Regions from separate parts of the Homo sapiens genome. Here region 2 is linked to region 1. The links are chromatin loops, found by intact Hi-C in ENCODE. Cell type or tissue: endothelial cell of umbilical vein. All regions are shown on one strand. Links, peaks and the distances in the headings refer to the core of each region. The heading gives the core; the rest is flanking DNA.

Evidence for each region. A loop is a pair of places that touch in the nucleus more often than their neighbours do. Peaks named below come from ENCODE experiments on the same cell type or tissue, not always from the same donor. Only the 100,000 strongest peaks of a DNase experiment are listed, where the experiment ranks them.
Region 2: a loop joins it to region 1, with 22 times the contacts of the local background. A loop is called at or near these places in 7 of 110 quality-filtered maps.

The regions. Positions count from the first base shown.
Region 1 is chr9:89,591,863-89,602,484 of GRCh38, reverse strand. LOC105376139 (a long non-coding RNA gene) reads left to right here. Exons shown (of 2, transcript XR_930105.3): 2 at 1,751-3,689. Among named protein-coding and RNA genes, the nearest start is that of GADD45G, 7.8 kb to the left of the region's middle. In endothelial cell of umbilical vein, for the core only: a CTCF peak has its summit at 4,197 (motif pointing left); a DNase peak (open chromatin) is centred at 4,184.
Region 2 is chr9:90,136,777-90,147,398 of GRCh38, reverse strand. No RefSeq gene overlaps it. Among named protein-coding and RNA genes, the nearest start is that of MIR4290HG, 100 kb to the right of the region's middle. In endothelial cell of umbilical vein, for the core only: CTCF peaks have their summits at 4,621 (motif pointing left) and 5,484 (motif pointing left); no DNase peak of the experiment used is centred there.

The sequences.
Region 1 (10,622 bases), core at 3,237-5,736:
GCTAAAAATCTGCCTACATGCCAGGCCAGAGAAAACAAAGGCTAGGCCTGAAGCCTCAGCCCCTCCTCCGAGAGGAAGGCCACTAATGAACACTCCCGGCTTCGAGTTGGGGGTGGGTGCATTTCCAGTCCCTCCTGAGCTAGCCTGGACCAGAAGAGATGATTGACGACCCCTGGGGCTGTTCTACTCTGCTCACATTTTTAAAGTATTCAATTTCAGGAAACTGCCTTTTTGACATATGATACAGCCTCACTTTGCTTTGTTATGTCAGTCCCAATGGCCCCAAAGCCCCCATCTCAATTGGGAAGAACAATTTTGTCTGCAGGCAAAGGTGGCCTTCCAGCAGACCCACCACCACCCTTCAGTTCAGACACATGCTGAAGCTTCTGGGCCTGGGATGCCCCTGTGTTGAGGAGTGGGCAATGCCCACTAGAAGTTTGAGGATCCAGAATATCCCACTACACGGCTTTGTGGCCACAGCTCTCCCAAATTGCATGCAGCAAGGGACTTGGCCTGCTCTGTGCTTCAGGTCACAGGTGGCTGAGATGTTGTCCTGAGCTTCCTGTGACTGCACCCCTAAACCTTCCCCTAAATCTCAATAATGCAGGTGATGGTGACTTACTTAAAGGGATATCCTCAGAGATGCTCTATTCTAAAACCTTTTTGGAAATGTTTATAGTTGAACTGTTTTTATTAACACATTCTCTAAAATGTGCTTCTCATTCTTCCATGGCTTGACTAGGTCATTGATGGGCAGATGTCTTTCATTTGGGTACAGAAGGAAATGAGCTTTAAGTAAGCAGTAAGCTTTATGAGATATTCTTTGTTGTATTTTCACAAGTTACTTATGTGTGGAGAGTGCACAACATTGTTATTAAATAGCAGGTGTATGCCCTTATCCTACCCAAACAATGTGCCAGAATCCACGACCAGTCAGCCAGAGGCTGTGGGATGCAAAGCTGGCTACGCACCAGCCCCTTGCAGACTGCACGTGGGATTTCTTTGGCCTATGAGGCGTCTTAGGCAAAGTCAAATTCACTGCCACTTTTCAAAGTTAGCTGCATTCATATAAACATCTGGATTTCTAGCTTCTCTTGGAAAATGGGTAGATTTGGCCATGATGTGCCTAGAGTCCCCTCCCCACCTTGGTAACCTTCAGCAGGGGTCGGGGGCACTGGGATCCCGCATTGGGCACTGCTCTCCCATTCACCTCAATCCCCACCAGACCCCAGCTGAGGACACCTGGCTGCTTTGTTCATTTACATCACCCTCCTGTCACCTGCAGACATTTGCGCTTACAATCAAGAAACTGAAGTTTGAAGCACAAAATAAAGGGGCCAAGTTCCTAAAGATGAAGCCAAAAAGGTTGAGCATCATTTGTGTCTCAGCTTGTGCAGGACAGTGTCCTATGTCAGCACAGGGCTCTTGGAGCACTCTGGGCTGGCCCGTTTCCAAAAGGTTTCATGTTGCCCTCACTATTCTCCCTCGTCCAGCCCCTTCTCGGGCCAGAACAAGTCTCCTCGGGGGTCCTCTGTTGGGTTTTCTTCGGTCCAAAAAAGCTCTTGAATGATAGGGGGCAGCAGCAACTCAGTGACAATAGTACATTAACTCAAAAGGAAGCCAGGTTTTCATGCAGGACACATAAAAGCTATTACTTAAAACCCAACAGGTGCATCTCAGATGCCTTCCAGCATGTGAAGGACACCATTGCATTGGCTCTCACCACCACCATGCCCTCCTCCTTACCCAGGGTGAAGCATGAATCTGCACATGGGGAGGCTTCAGAGGACAACTGAGACAAGAAGCAGGAAGCTGAGAAAGGAGGACACCTCCCACACACACATCTAGCAAAAGCTGGACATTTCTGGTCAGTCATCCTTATGCAAAGACTTTCTGGAAGGAGCAGTTATTCTTGGGTGAGCACTTATGTAGCATGAAAGAGGTTAACATTAGCCCAGGGAAATCCTTCAAAGTAATTGAGGGGGAAGGATACATTATTTATGCATTTGTTCCCTTCTCTATCGACAGTAAGAAATGATTCATGGCACCTGTCACAGTCCTAGGTAGTGACAGACACCAGCCTGCACTGTAGCTGAAAACCCCTGAGAAGCCACAGATGTGCAGTCTTCCCAGCTTGACTACATGCCCAAGTCTTCTGAACCTTAGTTTCCCAACCTAGGAAATAAAAATTGTGCCCTTTACCCCTCATGAACCTTATTGGGGTCTTATAAGATTGCTCCTGGTTGCCATTTGGCCCACAGATGGGTTTAGTTTGGTGGACAGTGTCCCGAAAGACTTACAAATTCAGATCTGACTTGTTCATTTGTGTAGGGGAGAGTTGGTGGCACACATCCTCTCTGTCACTGTAAGTATGTTCCAAATGTCACATTAGGTCCACTGGCACGTGTAAGCCCTGTCTGGCATTTGCCTGGTCCCTGCAGGCATTTGGGTTGGCAGTAAACTTTCTTTTCTAACAGATTTCTGGAAATGTTTACATGTAGCATATAATAGAATAATAGAACCACAGAACTTCCACAGTAAAGCCTTCCTTCTTTTATGTTCCAAAAGCTAAAATGTACTAACAACCTCCAAAAGGCACTATGACATTGGAGTTTAAACTTTGTGGAGCAGGACTCAAAGCTGGACTTAGCTGCTTGCTAACTTTGACCTTGAGTGAAGAGTTAGCAGATGATTTAAAGTGTAAAGTAGAAAGAATTCATGCTGGTTAGCCCATTAAATACCCGTTAATTAAGCTCTCCAAAAACGCCATTCAAAAATGTATATGATAATCAAATATTTATTGCAATGTTTCTTAAAATAGTGAAAAATTAGAAAACATTATAGGGGGCTAGTGTTAAATCATGGTGTAACCAGAAATGAAACATTATGCAACCATAAAAAGGAGTTCTGAAGAGTAGTTCCCGGCATGATATAATGTGAAAAAAAGCAAAATACGAAATTGTGCAATTCTAATTTTGCAAAAACTTTCAGCGTACACGACTATCACTGTATAAAGTCACAAAGTAGGAATGGTGATTGTATCTTGGAGTGATGAGATTATAAGTGATTTTTAATTTTCTTCACTATGCTTTACTGCAATTAAACATTTACAATTCAATTTTATTTAACAAAAATATATAAAACTTCTCAAATGGAGTAACTTCAGTACCAGACATCCTCAACCTGACTGCTCTGGAGGTTATTGTGCAGAGCAATCTTTGACCATATGGTCACAGATCCAGAAGCCAGACGTCTGTGGGGCTTTGCTCCTGAGACTGTGACCTTTGATTCCTGCACTCCTCCTCTTGCCATCTGACGCCGGTCTGCGCCTGTGACTGAGTGAAAATCGTCATAACTGTACTCGGAGGTTAACTCTGGCATGACTGGGATGGAATCCCAGGCAACATGCTGGAGGCAGGAAAGAAGGCCAGCCGGCAAGTCAGAACCAAACACCCTGGACGGCACCTTTCCTTACAAATGCGGTTCACAGGACCCTTGGGGATCCTCTGCGCACACTGAGGCAAGCAGCAATGGAAGAAATTATCTTCCACTCCCTTCTTGTTGAAAATGTCTGTTTTCCAGAAATGAATTACAGTAATAGATTATGAAAATTGTTTCCATTGCCTACATAACACAGCAGGGAATTCTAAAATTTCAAAACATGTAATATACTCAACCTGTGCTTGAGACTGTAGGGTATTATTTAATTTTTCAGTGTTTGAATTTTGTCTGTTTGAGAAGGGTGTGGCACTCCTTGAGTACACTATTAGTAGTATTGTTGTTATTTTATTTACTAGACTTTTCCAGGACTTGCTGTGCACCAAGCACTGTTCCAAGCACTTTGAAAACATTGTTTAATTCTCATAACAAACTCGTTATGTAGGTGCTATTATCACCATTTTAGGCATGAGGAATCTTGGGCACAGAGAGGTTGAACAACTTGCTCAAGGTCACACAGCCAGGAGGTGGCAAAGCTGGGTGTTCTGAGCTCCTCTCTGAAGCAAGAGGGAACAGATGAATTTCACTGTGAAACCATTTCTCGAGCCTTTAGAACAAACCATTTGACCACCAAGGACAAGGAGAGCATCCAGGTGAAAATGAGGTTTCAAAACCATTTTTGGTTCTCCTCAGGAACCCTGAATCCAACAGTGCCTGTCCCAATGTCATGGTTGCAGGGTGACATCTTGCGGTCAAAGAGAATATCGCTTCCAGCCCTAAAAAGTAGCTTCTAACACCTCAGCTGGCCTAAACCCTTCCAGGCCTGCAAGTGCTGCCCTGTAAGCGTGTTTCTGGTGAGCCCATGGGCTCTCATCACACATTAAGGTTAATATCCAGATGCAGCAGACCCTGGTAACAGTGGGCTCAGACCCCACTGTGCCACAGCTGGGCAGCCCCCGAGAAGTCAGGCCGGCTCAGAGGATGGTGCAGTAGGGTTTGGTAGTCACAGAGCAGTGTGAACCACCATCAACAAGGAAAAGAGACCCCACCATCAGGGAGCGTTCCTGTGTCAGCTGTAATACCCATGCCCACTTCACAGATAGGAGTACTCAGTTTCAGGGAGTTTAACGACATGCCCAAGGTCACACAGCCAATGGTGGAGCTGGGATTCTAGCCAGCATGTGCCAGGCCTCCAGCCTCAGGTTCATTGGGCCACACCACAGGCAGAACATTGGCTTACAGCTAAACAGCTACCCTGGGGCACAGCCTACTGTGCAACTCAGCTGTACTTGGGAGGATCAGTCAGGGTGTATACCCTGCTTTTCTTACAAAATCAGGAATTCTCTGAATCACCCATGGTCTTCAGTTCTGAATTCCCCTCATCAGCCACACAATGTGAAGTATATAGGTTATTTTTTCTTACTCACAAACCCACAGGCAAATTTAAACTTGGGAGGGACCTGCAAGGTAACTTCCTCCAAAACTCTGCCTAATTTACCAATCTCTTCAGCAACACCCGACATGAACAGCCTGCCACGGGTGAAATCCCATATGCGGCATGACATCCACCCCAGGGAAGGTGAGTCCCACTTGCTGGTGCATTTCCCATGCACCCAACACCTCCCAGCGTTGCCCTCTCAAAAGGAACAGGAGTCACAGCTCCTTCATCTCCAAAGCACGCAGGTGCACCCTGAAGATGCCCATAGACCTCTGCTGCCCAGTGCATCCAGGGCCAGCAGCCTCAGCTTCCCCTGGGAGCTAATTAGCCTCACAGAATCAGAATCTGCCTTTTAACAAGAGCCCAGGGTAATGCATGCATGCATGCACATAAGTGTGTGGTCATTCATTCGCCAAAAGGTGCAAGGTATAGGGTGGATGGGAGGCGCTGTTTCAGAATCTAAGGGGCAGGATGGTGTGAGGCCCCCACAGGAAGCCGCTGTCAGGCAAGGGCAGATGTGAGAAATATAGACTAGTTGCAGAACCTTGAGGCTTATCACGGTCATGGCCACTCTTCAGATTACCTCTGAATCTGAGAACCGGTGAGGGGGCAGACTGCTCACGAGCCCTCGGGTCTGCTCTCTGATGATCCACAGTAATGGCGTTTTGACTTTGCACAGGGACTCCCAGCCAGAGACTGCATTCCCAGTCTCCCTTGCTGCATGGGGTGGTCTTGGGCCCCAGTTCCTCTACATTCCTTGCTCAAACAGAAGTTTGTAGCTGGCCAACTAGCTTCCTTCTCCTCCTTGCTGTTGTGACTCAATTATGCAGTCACAAGGGAAGGGGTCTGGGGTCCTGCATGGCTGTGTGGAGCCGAGCCTCCTTGCTAGCCTGTACACTCCACACTGTTGTGTTCAGTAGACAAGACACAATCTTCTGTCTTAAGCCTCTGTATTTTGGAGGTATTTTTAAATTTTTTAATTTTGATAAAGTTTCAAACATAGGAAAATTATAGAAATAGTAAAACAAAGTATTCCCATGTACCTTTCACCCAGATTCCCCCATTTTACTATATTTGTTTCAGCTTTGTCTCTCTCCTTCAAGTATATATATTATTTTCCGAACCAGTTGAGGGTAAGATACAGACATGTTGCCTCTTTTCCATTAAATGCTTCAATGTGTATTGCCTAAAAACAAGAATATTATCCTAAATCTATCAACTGTAGTAAAATGATGAAATTCAGGAAATTAATATTGATATAATTACCTAATCTACAAACCATACTGAGATTTTTGTCAGTTGTTTCAGTGATGTCCTCTGTAGCAAAAGAAAGTCCAGGATCACAGGTCCATTCAGTAGTCACATCTCTGTCATCTCCCTGAATCCAAAACCATTCCTGAGTTTTGCTTTGTGACAGTAACATTTCATGGCATTGATATCTTTTTAATATTTCAGGCCTGTTATGTTACAGACTCCTCTCCACCTCCACCCCGCACACTGCTGGGGTTTGGCTAGCTTATCTGCTGTTTCCTCCTGATTCAATTCAGGTGATAAACCATTAACTGGACCATCACAGTGGTGATGCTGTGTCCTTCTTGGTGTGTCATATCAGGATCATGTGCTTTGATTTGTCTTCTGGTTCTTGATTGTCATGGGGTGTCCTCTGGTTATTGATTGCCATGGGATGATGATCATTTGACCAAGATGGTGTCTGCCAGGTTTCTCCAGCCTAAAGTCGCTATTCTGCCCTTTGGAATCAGTGAGTGTGTTTTGCAGGAGGATGTCGGAGGTCATCAGAGCAGGGTGTCTGTGGTCACTAGTGTATGTGCTCAGTTAGCACTGGAGAAAACTCAGCAGCAAACCCAGGCTCTTTCGCTTATCAGGAGCTGTTGAGCATATATATTCACATCCTTCCCTGATATTTTGAATAGATGGGAAATGTTTACTAGTTCCCCTGAATCCACATTAAACCGTAATATTAATTTTTTAAAAAACAGCCCAGAAGAGAACCTGGATGGTGCATTTCCATTTTACTGAAGAGTCTACTGTAAGAAATAGTTCATGGCCGAGAGGACAGTGGGCTGCTCTATTCACTCTCGGTTTCCATGACAGATGACCCAGCTCAGGGTGGTTGAACCAGACGGCTCCACCCAGCCTTCCCCTTGTCTTCTCAGGCTGGATCCCACCGCTCTTGCACTTCCCCAGGATAATTGATTTAAGTAACCTGGAGAGACTCACCCTCCTCATGGAGGTATGTGCGTCCCGGCCCCTGCCTTGCTCTAGGATGCAACAGGCACTAAGTTCAATGAGGAAGAGGATGGCAACCCTGTCAGAGCAGGTGTCATGGACCCATGCAGCTCCCCCATCCTCTCCTTTGCCCAGCTCCATCCATCTCTGCTATTTTCCAGCTCGCCTCTGCTCCTGCTGGCCCCTGGCTTTGAGCAACTCCCTGCCCCACCCTTCAGCGCCTACCAGGAGGCCACCACCAGGCCACCTAGGGCCAATATGCCCTAAGGGGAGAGTCTTGGATCACCCAGGTGCTTCCTGCCTCTTTCCTCTCCTGTACAGTGGTGGTAACAACCTTCATCACAAGGATGTCCTGCCAGGTCTTTGAGTTGCTTACAGAGCCTTGGATCAGCCTCTTACACTGTGCCCATGAGAAGGGGGCTGGATGAGCAAGGACAGTGTCTGCCTCATTCCAGCTGGGAATGAATCCCCTCTGTACAAAGAGACAAAGATCCCTGCTTCAAGGGTCTGGGGACCACTGGCAAATGACAGGCCAGACCCAGGAAAGGGAAGGAGGAAAGATGGAAAGAGGTGGATGCGGCAAGGAGAGGGACCTGCTGGGCCATGGCGGGGGTGGACCTGGCCACACCAGCACTGTGTCAGGCTCTCAGCTGGTGCCAGGCAGTCTCTAAATAAGAGAGTGGGTAAACGGAATGAATTCTAGCAGGGAAGGAGGTAGAATATTTTCTCCAACATATGTCGTGAATATGCAATGTGACAAGAATTCCTCACTCCGTTTATGTCAGAAAATGTATATGGACATCTCCCTTTATAACTAATATGGAGCAATGCAGAGAGACCTACTGCTCTCCCTGATGGGTACTGCTCATTCCAGCAACTGGTGACAGAAAGGGTACCAGAGCTGGTAAAAGTGGTCCCAGCATTGTTAGGACACCGCTTAGCAGGCCACTCTTACACAGACATGGCCAAAGGTGCCAATTCCCTAACTATTAGTCTACGTAGACTATCCCAAATGAAGCCTCTTCTCAAAATTCTGCAGAAAGAGGTCACATCACCTAGGGATTTCTTGAAATGTAAACTGAATTTTTCACCCAGCACTTTGCACTGAGCACTTTACCAACAACACGCCTGGACCTCATCATTTCACCCACAAACTCTGGCAGGGAAGAAGTGGTCAGTCACTCTGGACACAGGCTCTGGACAGCAGGCAAGACCCAAGGCCTCAAGCAGAAGCCTCTCCTCCCTCCAAAGCCACCCTAGAGGGAAACATTGATGCTCCACCTGCCAACCTCCATCCCCTCCAGGGCAAAAGACCAGTCCGGTGAGCTACTCCCCCTGCTGGTGATGTTTGTGTGCCGCTGTAGCAATGCAGAGCATGTCAGCCTGGAGGGAGACCTCGGCCACGCCAGCCCTCACAGCACAATATGTCCAGGTTCAGGAGCTGGCTATTACTCTGCTCCACGCCCCGCTGGCTCGGCAGTACAGAGACACATTTGCCCTCCAGAGCGCAGTCTCATCTGAGACCCGCCCCTCATAACCCAGAAGCCCAGGGAGTCTGCAGAGATCCATGAGTCCAGGAGCCTGCTGAGAGCCAGCCTCCGAAAAAGTTCAATGTTCACTGAATTGCGGCCCCTGCGTGGCCTCGGCCCCTCCCAAGCTCACAGCTTCCAAGATTACAGCTCTCCCCTGCTTCCAAGATGTAAGAGTACTGGGCTCCTGGAAGACTCAATTTCTGAGCGCGTCTGCCCCAGCTAAACTCTGCACACATCCCAGGAGCATTGTGTGCCCCTGAGCAGTCCTCGCTGGTTTTCACTAAGGGCCAGCTCTCATGTATTTGTGGGAAAGAAGGACAGGCCGAGTCAATGCAGTTCAACCTCTGCCACAAGCATTAGTTGAGCGCCTACTGTGTGCAAGACAGTGAGCTGGGGCTGAGGATCGAGCAGTGGACTGGGTTCTGACCTCAGGAAGCCCATAGTCTGCTGGGGCATCTCCCAACCTTGCCGGACATTAGACATTCTCCCTCTTCATGTGTACCCCTGACAGGAGTGCTGCAGAGCCCCAGAGACAAAGCCACAGAAGGGAGTAGGGAAGAGTCTGGAAGATGCCTAAGGCATTGGGTGAGGGACAGCCCACAGCTCATGTAAACACAAGCTCACAAAGCCTGGAATGTGACCTCGTCGGGTCTCATAGGGAATGCAAGAGTGAGGAAGGCTGGTCTTGCCTGCAGACTCCAAAAACCACAAGGGGGCGGGGGACAGATGCAGTCCTGGAGCAGCTTCTCAGACTGATGCCTGGTAGAGCCCCACTCCAGGGCAGAAGGGATGAAGCCAAAGAGTGTTTCATTTTTAAATAGATCTGGAAAATGCTGGATTGAAAGATGTCTAATTCATTACCGAAGGACTTACCAAGGCTTCCATTATATCCAAGTATGCCTTGAATCTCCAAGAGCGAGGTTTGGGCATGCCACAGATATCAAACATTTGACCACAAAACTCTTTGTTGGGGACCATAAAAGGAGGATGCTATGGAACACAGTTGGGGACACAGCTCTCAAGTAGCTCCCAGCCCTAGCACTGCATCGGGGTTCGGTTCACATAGAGCAGTTGTTCTCAAAATATGGTCCCCTCACCTGGGAGCTCCCTAGAAATGCACATTCTTAGCCCCACTCGACCACCTGAACCCTGGGACCCAGCGATCTGTATTACAGCAAACTCTGCAGGCTCTAGTCGGAGGCCCACTGCAGTGGGGTAACAGGACACTAGCTATGACACCTGAACCCTGCCCCACTTCACCCTGGGTGCAATTCTATTCTTTCATGACCCAACGCCACTGCTGCCTGAGCAGTGAAGCTTCTCTGCCTGACGCCCCCTCCTTCCACACTCCAGCAGGAAGACTGCCTCTCCCAGTTTCCAAGACTCTCACATATACCTATTATCATCCTGTTGCCACACTTTTATGATTTGGTGATTGTCTGCCTTCTGTCATAGAGCAGGGTGGGGTCCTCAATCCTTGACTCTGAACACTGTCACGCACATGGAGCATCGGGGCCGCCATGCCGGGCTTGGAAGCAGTCTCCATGTCTCTTGGCAAGCGTGGGACAGTGGAAGGATGACATTAGCATAGGCATCCCCCAGAATGAGAACAGAGAGCAGAGCTCAACCGGGGGGTGTGGGACCCAGAGAAGGAAGAGGTGAATTCCAAGTGGGCAGCCTGGAGGAGGATGTAGGGAGAAGGTGTACAGGCAGGGTCTCGAAGGAGGAAGAAGAGCTTAAGGAACAAATGTGAACCAGCAAGCATGCACCCACGCTGCCATGTGCTGGGCCTGCTGCACAACTGACCAGGGCCCTATAGGGGACAGACACACAGGGCCAGACGGGAGACCTATAGGGTGCCATGGAGGCAAAGAAACAAGGCCACCCAGGATGGCTCCCAGAGAAAGGACCTCATAACTGTGATTGGAGAAGGAGAGAGTTCTCCAAAAACAACAAAAAAAGAGAAA
Region 2 (10,622 bases), core at 3,397-5,896, 540 kb before region 1:
TTGATAGTGGGATATTGATACAAATATGTGGGGAGGGGTACATGTGAAATCTCTGTATCTTTTGCTCAATTTTGCTGTGAACCTAATCTGCTCTAAAAATAAAGTCTATTTTAAAAATATATATGGAGAAACCTTAAAAACATATGCTAAGTGAACAAAAGCCCACATAAAAAGACAATACACTGTATAATTCCAACTATATGACATTCTGGAAAAGGCAAAACTATGAGGACAGTTAAAAAAAAAAAAAGTTCAGCGTTTGCCAGAGGCTTGTGAGAGATATAAATAGTGAAGCACAGGGAATGTTTAGGGCACTGAAACTGTTCTATCTGATACTGCAACGATGCACACATGTCACTGCACATTTGTCAAAGTGTATAGAACACACAACACAATGAGCAAACCCTAAAGTCATCTATTTACACTATTTAATAATAATATATCAATATTAACCCATCAATTATTTTTAAAAGTACCACCCTAATACAAAATGTAAATAATAGAGAAAACTGAGTGTGTGGGGGGGATTAGGAACTTTCTAGACATTCTACTGATTTTTCTATAAACTTAAAACTTCTCAAAAAATTAAAGTCTTTTAAAATTATCTATAAAAATAAAAATAAGAATAGAAAGAAGCAGATAAGCATGACAGATAATGAAGAGAAAAATCAACCAATCAAAACTGATGCAGGTATTAGAATTAGTAGACAAGGACATTGAAACACTTATTATAAATGGATTGTATACATTCAAAATGTTACAAACATGAAAGACACAAGAACCACCCAATCAAACTTCTACAGATGAAAGCAGCATTGTGTAATGAAATTGTACTGAATTAGGCTAATGTGGATTAGATGTTGCAGAAGATTGACAGGTGAACTTGAAGAAATGAAAACAGAAATCAGTCCAGGCATGGTGACTCATGCCTGTAATCCCAACCCTTTGGGAGGCCAAGGTGGGTGGCTGACCTGAGGTCAGGAGTTCAAGACCAGCCTGGTCAACGTGGTGAAATCCCGTCTCTACTAAAAATACAAACTTAGATGGGCACAGTGGCACGTGAGAGGCTGACGTGGGAGAATCACTAGAACCTGGGACGTGGAGGTTGCAGTGAGCAGAGATCGTGCCACTGCCACTGCACTCCAGCCTGAGTGACAACAGGGAAACTCCATTTCCAAAAAAAGAAAGAAGAAAGAAAGAAAGAAAGGAAGGAAGGAAGGAAGGAAGGAAGGAAGGAAGGAAGGAATCATACAAAATAAAACACAAAATGAAAGAAAAAAATAAAAAATGTATAAAGCATCTATCAGCTATAGGAGTGTCAACTAGCCTAGTATACATGTAATCAGATCCCACGAATGACAGAATAAAGTGCAGAAAGAGACAAAAATATTGTTTAAAAAATCCCTTAAAATCTTATATATATATGATAAAAACTAAAATTCCACAGAAGCAAACAAACTTCAAAAACAAGATATGAAGAAAACAATAGGAGTTTCAGTTCTTTGACACCTTTTTTGAGAGGCCAGAAGACCATTTCCCAAGGAAGGGACTCAGATAAAACAAAAGTTTCAAGCTTTAAGATCAGGGAGTCAATTTCTATGATAAAACAAACAAACAAAAACTATCTATGGGGCTATTAGGTTGAGTTTCAAAATCATGGCAAGACAGGCATGTCCACATTCACAACTTCTATTTAACATTATACTTGAGGTATACTTGAGGTTTCAGCCAGTGTAGTAAGATAAGAAAAATAAATAAAATGCATTTATATTGGAAAGAAAAACATAAAACTATCATCATTCACAGAAGCATGATTATCTATGTTAGAAAAGGTAATGAAATATACAATTCTACAAAAGTAATAAGTGATTTAACAAGATTCAGGATACAAGATACAAAAATCAATTGTCTGGAAATACAAAGAACCTAGACCATCCAAAACAACCTGAGAAAAGAATAAAGACAGAGGAATCACAATATAGAATTCAAAGAATTATTATAAAACTGCAGTAACCAAGACAGTGTGGTTTCAGCAAAAACATGAATACTCTTTTCAGAAAATCATGTTGGAATAATTTTATATTCATACACAGGAAAGAAAAATTGGCCTATAATTTGCTCCATAAAAAAAGAACTCAAAATTGTTAATAGACCAAAATTGTTAATAGACCAAAACTGTAAACCTAAAACTATAGAACATTTTAGAAAAAAAAATAGGAGAAAACCTGTGACTTTGGCTTAGACAAAGATTTCTTAAATACGACACCAAAAATAACATCCATAAAAGAACAACTTGATAAATTAGTTTTCACCACAATTAAAACTGTCTGTTCTTCAAAGGATACTCTTACAGATACTGTCAAGAGAATGAAATGACAGGCCATAGACTAAGAGAATACATTTTCAAAACATATATACAGTAAAGAAGTTTACTCAGTAAATATAAAAAAACTCTCAAACTCGATACTAAAAAATAAATAACCTAATTTTTTTAATGGGCAGAAGATTTAAACAGATACTTCACCAAAAAAGATGCATGTTTTGCAACCAAGCAAATGAAATATCATTAGTCATAGGAAAAATCAAATTAAAACCACAATGAGAGGGTAGTATGCACCTAATACAATGGCTCAAAGTAAAAGCACGGACCACACCACATATTGGAAGAGGTAAAGGAGCTGGAACTCTCCTGCTGGTAGAAATGTGAAATAGTATAACTGCCATCAGAAACTTTCTGTTGATTTATGAAAAGGTTAAATGTTTCACATTGTTAAAAAGATTCTACATGTAAGTGAGATGTAATGTTTTTCTTTCTATATAAAAAAATGCAAGTATACAGAGACAGAGAACAAAATAGTGGTTACCAGGGGCAATGGGTGGGGGGCAGGGAGACATGGGGGTCGGGGGAGTGGTAATGGGGAGATGTAGGTCAGAGGATACAAAGTAACAGATATGTAGGATGAACAAGTCTAGGGATCTAAGGGAGAACATGAGAATTATAGGTAATAAAATCGTGCGATATATGGAATTCATGCTAAATGAGTAGATTTTAGTTGTTCTTGCCATGCACACACAAAAAAATGGGTAACTATGTGAGATGATGGACATGTTACTTTGCTTCAGTACAGTACCCTTTTTACTGGCTATATGTGCCCCAAAATGTAATGTATATCTTAAATATGCACAATAAAATTTATTTTTAAAAAAATTGAATGTGCACTTAATATATGATCCCTCTCCAAAGCATTTCCCTCAAGGGCAAAAAAAAAAAAATGGGTTTGTACAAAGACTTTCACACAAATACTTACAACAGCTTTTTGTAAATACTAAAAACATTAGAAGCTATCTAAATGTTCATCAAAAAGTGAAAGGATAAACAAAATGTGCTCTATCACACAATGACACAAAGGAATGAAATATTAATACATGCAACCATAAATGAATCTCAAAAGTGAAAGAAGACAGACATAAAAGTATATATGTAAAATTCTAGAAAAGCAAAATTAATTCATAATGAAAGAAAACAGATCAGTAGTTCCTTGGCCATGGAAGTAGGAGAAAGGAGGGAGGTACAAGGGGTACAAAGAGGTACAAGGAAAGTTTTTGGGGTGTAGTTATGTCAGCAATCTTGATTACGGCGATTGATTTATAGGTGTGTACTTCTGTCAAGGCTTTTTAAATTGTACACTTTAAATATATGTAGTTTCTTGCATATCAATTATACCTCAAAAAATTATAAAACCATAAAAAAAAGCACTGGGAAATTTTCATTTGCTAGTTTCTAATAATCACATTTTGAAGGCAAGGGTGCTTACCAACAGGGATTTTGTAAAACAGCCACAAAAGAGAGCACTATGAAGCTTTAAAGAATGATAAATATCTCTAGACTTCCACTTGTAACTGTGATAAAATAGGTTTATCAGATCACCATTGCCACCAGGAACAACCAGAAAACCTAAAATGAATATGTGTCGTTCATATATTACACAGATGTTGATACATAGATTCTATCCATCTATCTCTATATATCTATCTCTAGACAATGATGATCTGATAAAACTTATTTTATCATGGTTACTAGTGAAAGTTTAGAGATATTCATCATTTTTAAAGCTCCATAGTGCTCCTTTATTGGATCCTACCATATCTTTAAGAAGGGAAATTGTAATTTTAATACCTGTACTACAGAGAAGACATATTGTAAGCACAGATATTAGATTTTCTACTTAGTATATGTGTAAAGCCCTTGGGTCATGGTAGGAGGAACAATGCCTCACAAAAGACAGAAAATATGAGCTTGAGGAGGCCTGACTAGGAATGAAGACCTCGACTCATCATTGCTCTCGGGTCCTCACTAGGAAAGCATTCAAACTCCTACCTAAGCCGGCAAACATAAATGTAGCACAGCCAAGTGTTAAATTTTGAACATTTTCAACTTTCTGTACTCCCGTGGATGGATTCCTGCTAAACCATTGCATTTTCTTAACTCTGAGCATTGGCTGTTTTTATTCTTAACAACTTCCTTACAGCATACGTATGTCAAATTCAACCATTGCTTAGAGAGAAATCATGGCAAGAAAAATCAACATTTCTTCATCTACCTCTGTTTTATTCTAGGGCGCCATCTGCTGGCCAATACCTTTCTTCTTACTTTCAAAAATTGTTCTGATTAATGACACTGGGCAAATTCACAAAGAAGAAAAATTAGTTTGGTTGAGTCCATCAGCGTCCATCCAGGAATCTGGCCAAGCTGTTTTACCATTACCTCTTTGGAAGTAAAGTCAGAAGACTAAGACTCCTTAACGAGAAAAAGACACTGATCTAGATTTGGCGAGGGTGGCGGGGAGAGGGGGGTGGGAATGAGAGGCAGGGACCTCTCAGATATAGCTGTGACAAGCAGGTACATGCTTCATCCATTTTGTAAACAATGCAACAGATCAAGAGTCCTAAAAATGTCCATTCCTTTTGATTCTCAAATAAAATTCTGTGAATCTATCTTTCAAAAGGCCAGAGATGCGGGCAAACAGGTACATGTATGACTATAAATGTCTTATTTATAAAACCTTCACTATATCTATGGAGATATAGAGGCATATACAATATACATCAATTATAATTTTATATTACAATTTTAAAGTCTTGAGAATAATGTAGAAAAATGTCTAGGATACAGTGGTAGGTAAAATAAATTAGGGAACTAAACGATTTTTTAAGTATGATGCCAATTAACTACAAAATATATGAATTTAAAATAAATTGCAGAGAAAGAGTGGTTAGCTATGAATGTGGTATAGGCATTACAGTTTAATTTTAGTTTGTTTATCTGACTTTTGATATTTCCAAAAGGATATATAATAAATATTTTCCACTTTTGTAAAAACTCATATATTTAATGTGAGCCCGTTTACATTTGAAACACGTTGCAATGGTATGGGAAAAAGAAAATTGCATACTTTACTTCCACCTAGTGGATTTAGGAGAAGTTGCAATCAGAAACCCAACGCTTTCTTTAAAAGGTAAAACATTTAAAAACAAAACCAAATGTAAGAGCAGAGAGGATAGTGCAGAAAAGGGGAGAAGAGGGGAGGGAAGGGGAAAGGAGACTCAAGGTGGGCAGGAGAGGGGAAGGGAACAAAAAAGGTCATGTGCGCAGCGGCTGTATAGAAACATGCAAAATCTAAAAACATTAACATTTTAAGCAAAATGTCACCACTGGTATTTATACAGATTAAACAAGCTCTGTTTAAATAACAAGTCTCAATACATCTTCTTTAATATGATACTAGATTACCTCTACTTGTTCCGTCCGCAACCCCCAGCCCCCACTATCCAGCAACTGCTCCCTACTGGCTGCCCCAGTCTGCCCAGGCCTAAACAACAACGCCCTGCTGCCTCTGTCCTGACCTGTCACTTTTTGCTGGGGTGCCTGGCCTTCTTCACATCTCCTTTAAATATCCTGCTGCCCGAATGAGTTTTCTTTTGAGAGTTCTCTGTGCCCTTAAAAAGATCAAATCTATATTCTAACACGAATCCTTTCAAGTCGTTCCCTTGTTTAAAAATCCTCAAATGGTTCTTGTCACTGAAACTAACATCTAAATTCCTTAGAGTACTATCAGGGGCACGGGATGACCTCAACCTTGTCTCCGTTTGCAGATCCACCTCCCTTTACCCACGGTCCCCATCACAGCAGGCTCTCTCCAGCTTCAGGTGCTTGCCTGCGCTGTGCACTTTGCCTGGAATGCCTTCTCACTTTACCAACTTGTCATACCCCTGTGCACAGGCACCTGCTCCTTTGTGAAAACGAGTCACCTGGAGAATTGTAGATGTATCTATAATGATGGAACCCTAAGATATGATCTTTCCAATGGCTAGAACTAAGGGAAATTTTATGTGCATGTCTGTATCTATATAAAGATCTATATCAAGATCTACATGTATACTGACAGAACTAACTTTGGAATTAGAAGCTATGCTGCTGACAGGTTACATATTTCTGGAAAGTTATTTGCTAATTAGTGCCAGATATGATGTTAACATATCTGACAAAAAAAAGTGCGTTTTTTTTTCTTTATACCTGCAGGTTTTACACTTGGCTTAGAAATGAAAGCCAAGGTTATAAATTTGAGTTATAAGTACCTGACCGGGGAGAAAAACACAGAAGTGTTCAGAGAAGAAGGATGAAAACCAGGAGCCGAGAGTCCTAAGAACCAGGGAAGGGTTCCATTAAGCAGAGAGGAAGTGGTGATCCATGACAAAGCCAGGGCCCAGGAGGCAGGGCTGAGAACTCTGCACTGGGCAGCTGGTGGCATGCACAGAGAGAGGAACCTGGCAGAGAGATTAACGCAGGAGCAGATTCAGCAGGATAGGAGAGCGGCAGCTGAGGAAACCAAGGCAGCCAACGTGGGTCCCTTGCTCAAGAAGCAGGGCGGAAGGAAACAGTTCCCTTCCAGGCTGAAAGGACTATCTGAAAGATCAGGAAGAAGAGCAGTCTCTGGCCCGACTCCACTCCTCTGTCAGGGTGGGATGTGCAGAGCTCAGTGTCCCCCAGCCCTGGCTTGCAGGGGCAGGGGCTGTGCCAAGGTGGGGGCCACAGTGAGTGTAGGCAGCTCCAGAGTCCTGCAGCCCAGGCCTCAGCCCTCTGCCCAGACCCAGGCACAGCTCATAACTTCCTTGAGATTTAAAAAAATAAAAGGCCCCTGAGGGACACACAGAGTGTGTGAGGTACACTTACTGCCACCACCAAGGAAAAACAGTGAAAGAAAAAAAAAAAACTTTTACCTCTCTACCCCAAAAATGTCTTCCTTCCTTAGTATTCTCCAATCTTCACTCCCTTCACCACTGAATAAGAGGAGTGAAGACAGCCCCAAGAAGCTGCACATGATCTGTTTAAACAAGAGCTCGCTTGAAATTCAGAAAGAAGCCAATGGCCTTTAAAAAGCCAAACAACCGGCCAGCCTCCGTGGCTCATGCCTATAATCCCAGCACTTTGGGAGGCCGAGGCGGGCGGATCACCTGAGGTCGGGAGTTCGAGACCAGCCTGACCAACATGGAGAAACCCTGTCTCTGCTAAAAATACAAAAATTAGCTGGACATGGTGGTGCATGCCTGTAATCCCAACTACTCGGGAGGCTGAGGCATGAGAACTGCTTGAACACGGGAGGCAGAGGTTGCGGTGAGCTGAGATCACGCCATTGCACTCCAGCCTGGGCAACAAGAGTGAAACTCCGTCTCAAAAAAACCAAAAAACCAAAAAACCAAACAACCAAAGCACCCTATCCTGTCCCTTCTTACCTGAGGTACCTCCCTGTATTAGGCAACCACATACTTTGAAAATAATGACTTAGGAGGAAAGGAAGGAAAGAGCAACCCACGTTTCTTTTCCTTGAGTGCTTCTCACTCATTAGTCAGCCAAAGGTAGAGAGTTGGTAGAAAGTGTGCATATCATGAAGTGAAATAAAAGCAATTGACTTTATTTTGTGCAGCATTTCCACCATTCTGGTAAGAATGAAATACATATGCATGTATGAGCTACAAAATGCAACTGCCAATTTTATGTAAAGATGAATGGTAAAATGCATGCTAATAATTAATAATGGTAATTTGTCTTTACTTATTATGACATTAAATAGCACATTTGAAAACATCATGATAAGTCAAGAGAAAAACTATGGAAAATGTAAAAACATGATATGTTAGCACCTTTAACGGCACTTTTATTCATGTATTTTGTAAAAGTGTTCATATTTTCATTTTGTTCTGAATAAATTACGCATTCAGTTCTGTCCACAATCAGCTTCTTACCAAAGCCACCAGGAGCCGTACTATGTTCTTTTACGGAAACAAACACAGAGCATTACAGACAAATCCTCACTCTTGCCACATGAAATATTGGCCACAAATCCCTATCTATTCTCTTGGCTGTGAATGAAGCTGCACCACGGGTGACTTTGAGAAACTCTTAGATTAAGGCCCGCATTAAAACATTCGTGCATGCAGCCTGCTCCTTGCCTACTCTATGTGGAGCTCCACCATTCCCACTTAGCTTCCAAAAGGTGAGGGCATCTTGAAGATGAGAGGCACCTCCAGGCCCCATTTTATCACTCAGCTGCAAAGATGGCAGGACAAACTTCAGTACCCAAATGACAACCCAAGAAAGAAGTTGCCCTTGACCATTTCTATTTACAATCTCTTTCCTCTGTCCACTAAAAATACCACCACCTGCCACATCAGCTACATTATATATCCTTTTTAAATACTAATGTTATGTATTTTGGAACAGATAATATATAAGCATGATTCAAAAGTACTGATTTTAGAGGAAATTTTCTCTGACCACAGTAAAATTAAGGTAGAAATCACTAATTTCAAAAAAAACCTGAGTTTCTTTATAATTGGAAATTAAGTAATACAATAGTTATATTTTGAATTCCCCCAAAAGCAGATCTGGAGATAAGAGCATAGTATAGAGAGTCTATTTGGAAGGTGCTCTCTGGAAGCAGCAATGAGAGAATGGGAAAATCCAGACAAGGAATCTGGGAAACCCAATGATGTAAAGTATCTGGTTTGTCCAATGATGACTTGATTGCTTAGGAACCTGTGACAGGCATAAAGCACCCCAGAACTTACCAGTGAAGGAAAGAAGGCTGAGACATTTATATACCAGCTCCACTTGACCATGGATTGAGTGGCCTTAGAGGTCAATTTCCCTCCAAGGAAATTTGAAAAAGGCAAACTCCTCCAAGGAGTTTGAAAATGGTAGATAGAGATTGACTTCCCTGTATTGGACAACTGGATTTGTGCACAAGTCAAGCAGCCTCCCAGAGAATCTGAGTTGTCCTGGAGCAGAAGTAGAGAGTTACACGGGTCACACTTGAGGTGAGAGGCTGTCAACAAGAAAGGAGCTCACTGCAGCTGCAGCTGAAACCAGAGCAGACTGGGAGATGAAATGTTGGCACCAGAAGCATCAGACACAGCTTCTAAATCATCTACTGGTCAGAGAAAACAATAACAAAGGAAACTAGAAATGCTTTCAACTGAATGGTGATAAAAATACAGTGTAGAGCTTGTGAGACACAGCTAAAGCTGTATTCACATGAATATATTATAAAATTAGAAATTTTAGAAATTAAGGGGTTTAATATCTAACACTGAAAGTTATAAAGTGAAGATCAAATTAAATCAACGATAGTAGAAGGGAGGAATTAATAAAGATGCAAACTTACACTCTGGTTTCTCTCCAGATCATATAAATTTCTCGCCTTTTCTAAAGATGCAAACAAAAAATAACAACATAAAAAATAACTGCAATAAAATAGAAAATAACTACAAACAAATTCAAGAAGAGAAAGAATGTACAAATTACCAATTTGGGGATTAAAAATGGAATACTACTACAGACCCTACATACATTTAAAAGACAAAATGATTGTATGCAAAACTTTACACCAATGAGTTTGAAAAAGGTAGATAGAAATTGACTAAGGTCCAGAAAGCCTCAATTATAAAATTAACACAAGAAACATAGAACCTCTGAATAGTACTAAATCTATGAGAGAAAATTTATCAACAATTAAACATTTTTTTCTACAGGAAAAGAAATTCAGGCCTAAATGCTTTCACCAGTAAATTTACTAAAATTTTAAGATAGAAATGATACCAAATTATTCTCTATTTCTTTTATGCAAAAACATAACTTGATATCAAATCTGACAAGTACATTACAAGAAGGTGAAATCACAGATCAATCTTCTTCATAAACATAAATGTGAAATGCAAAAATCTTATAATATTGGCATCATATAGACATCATAACAAAGCTGAGTTTATTTCTAAGACTGCAATAATGGTTGAACATTGCTAATCAGTCAATGTAATTCATTAATGGAATGACAGATAATTCATCATAATTATATTATTAGATGCAGAAAATACATGTGAAAAAATTCAACATCTGTTCATCATTTTTAAATTAATAAAAAATAACCTAGCAGACTGGTAATAGAAAAGAATGCCCATAATCTGATAAATGGTATCTACATAAACCTACAACAAACATCACACTTAAGTATAAAAAGTTGAAAGCTTGCTCATTTGAAATAAAGAGGAGACAAAGATTACTTCAA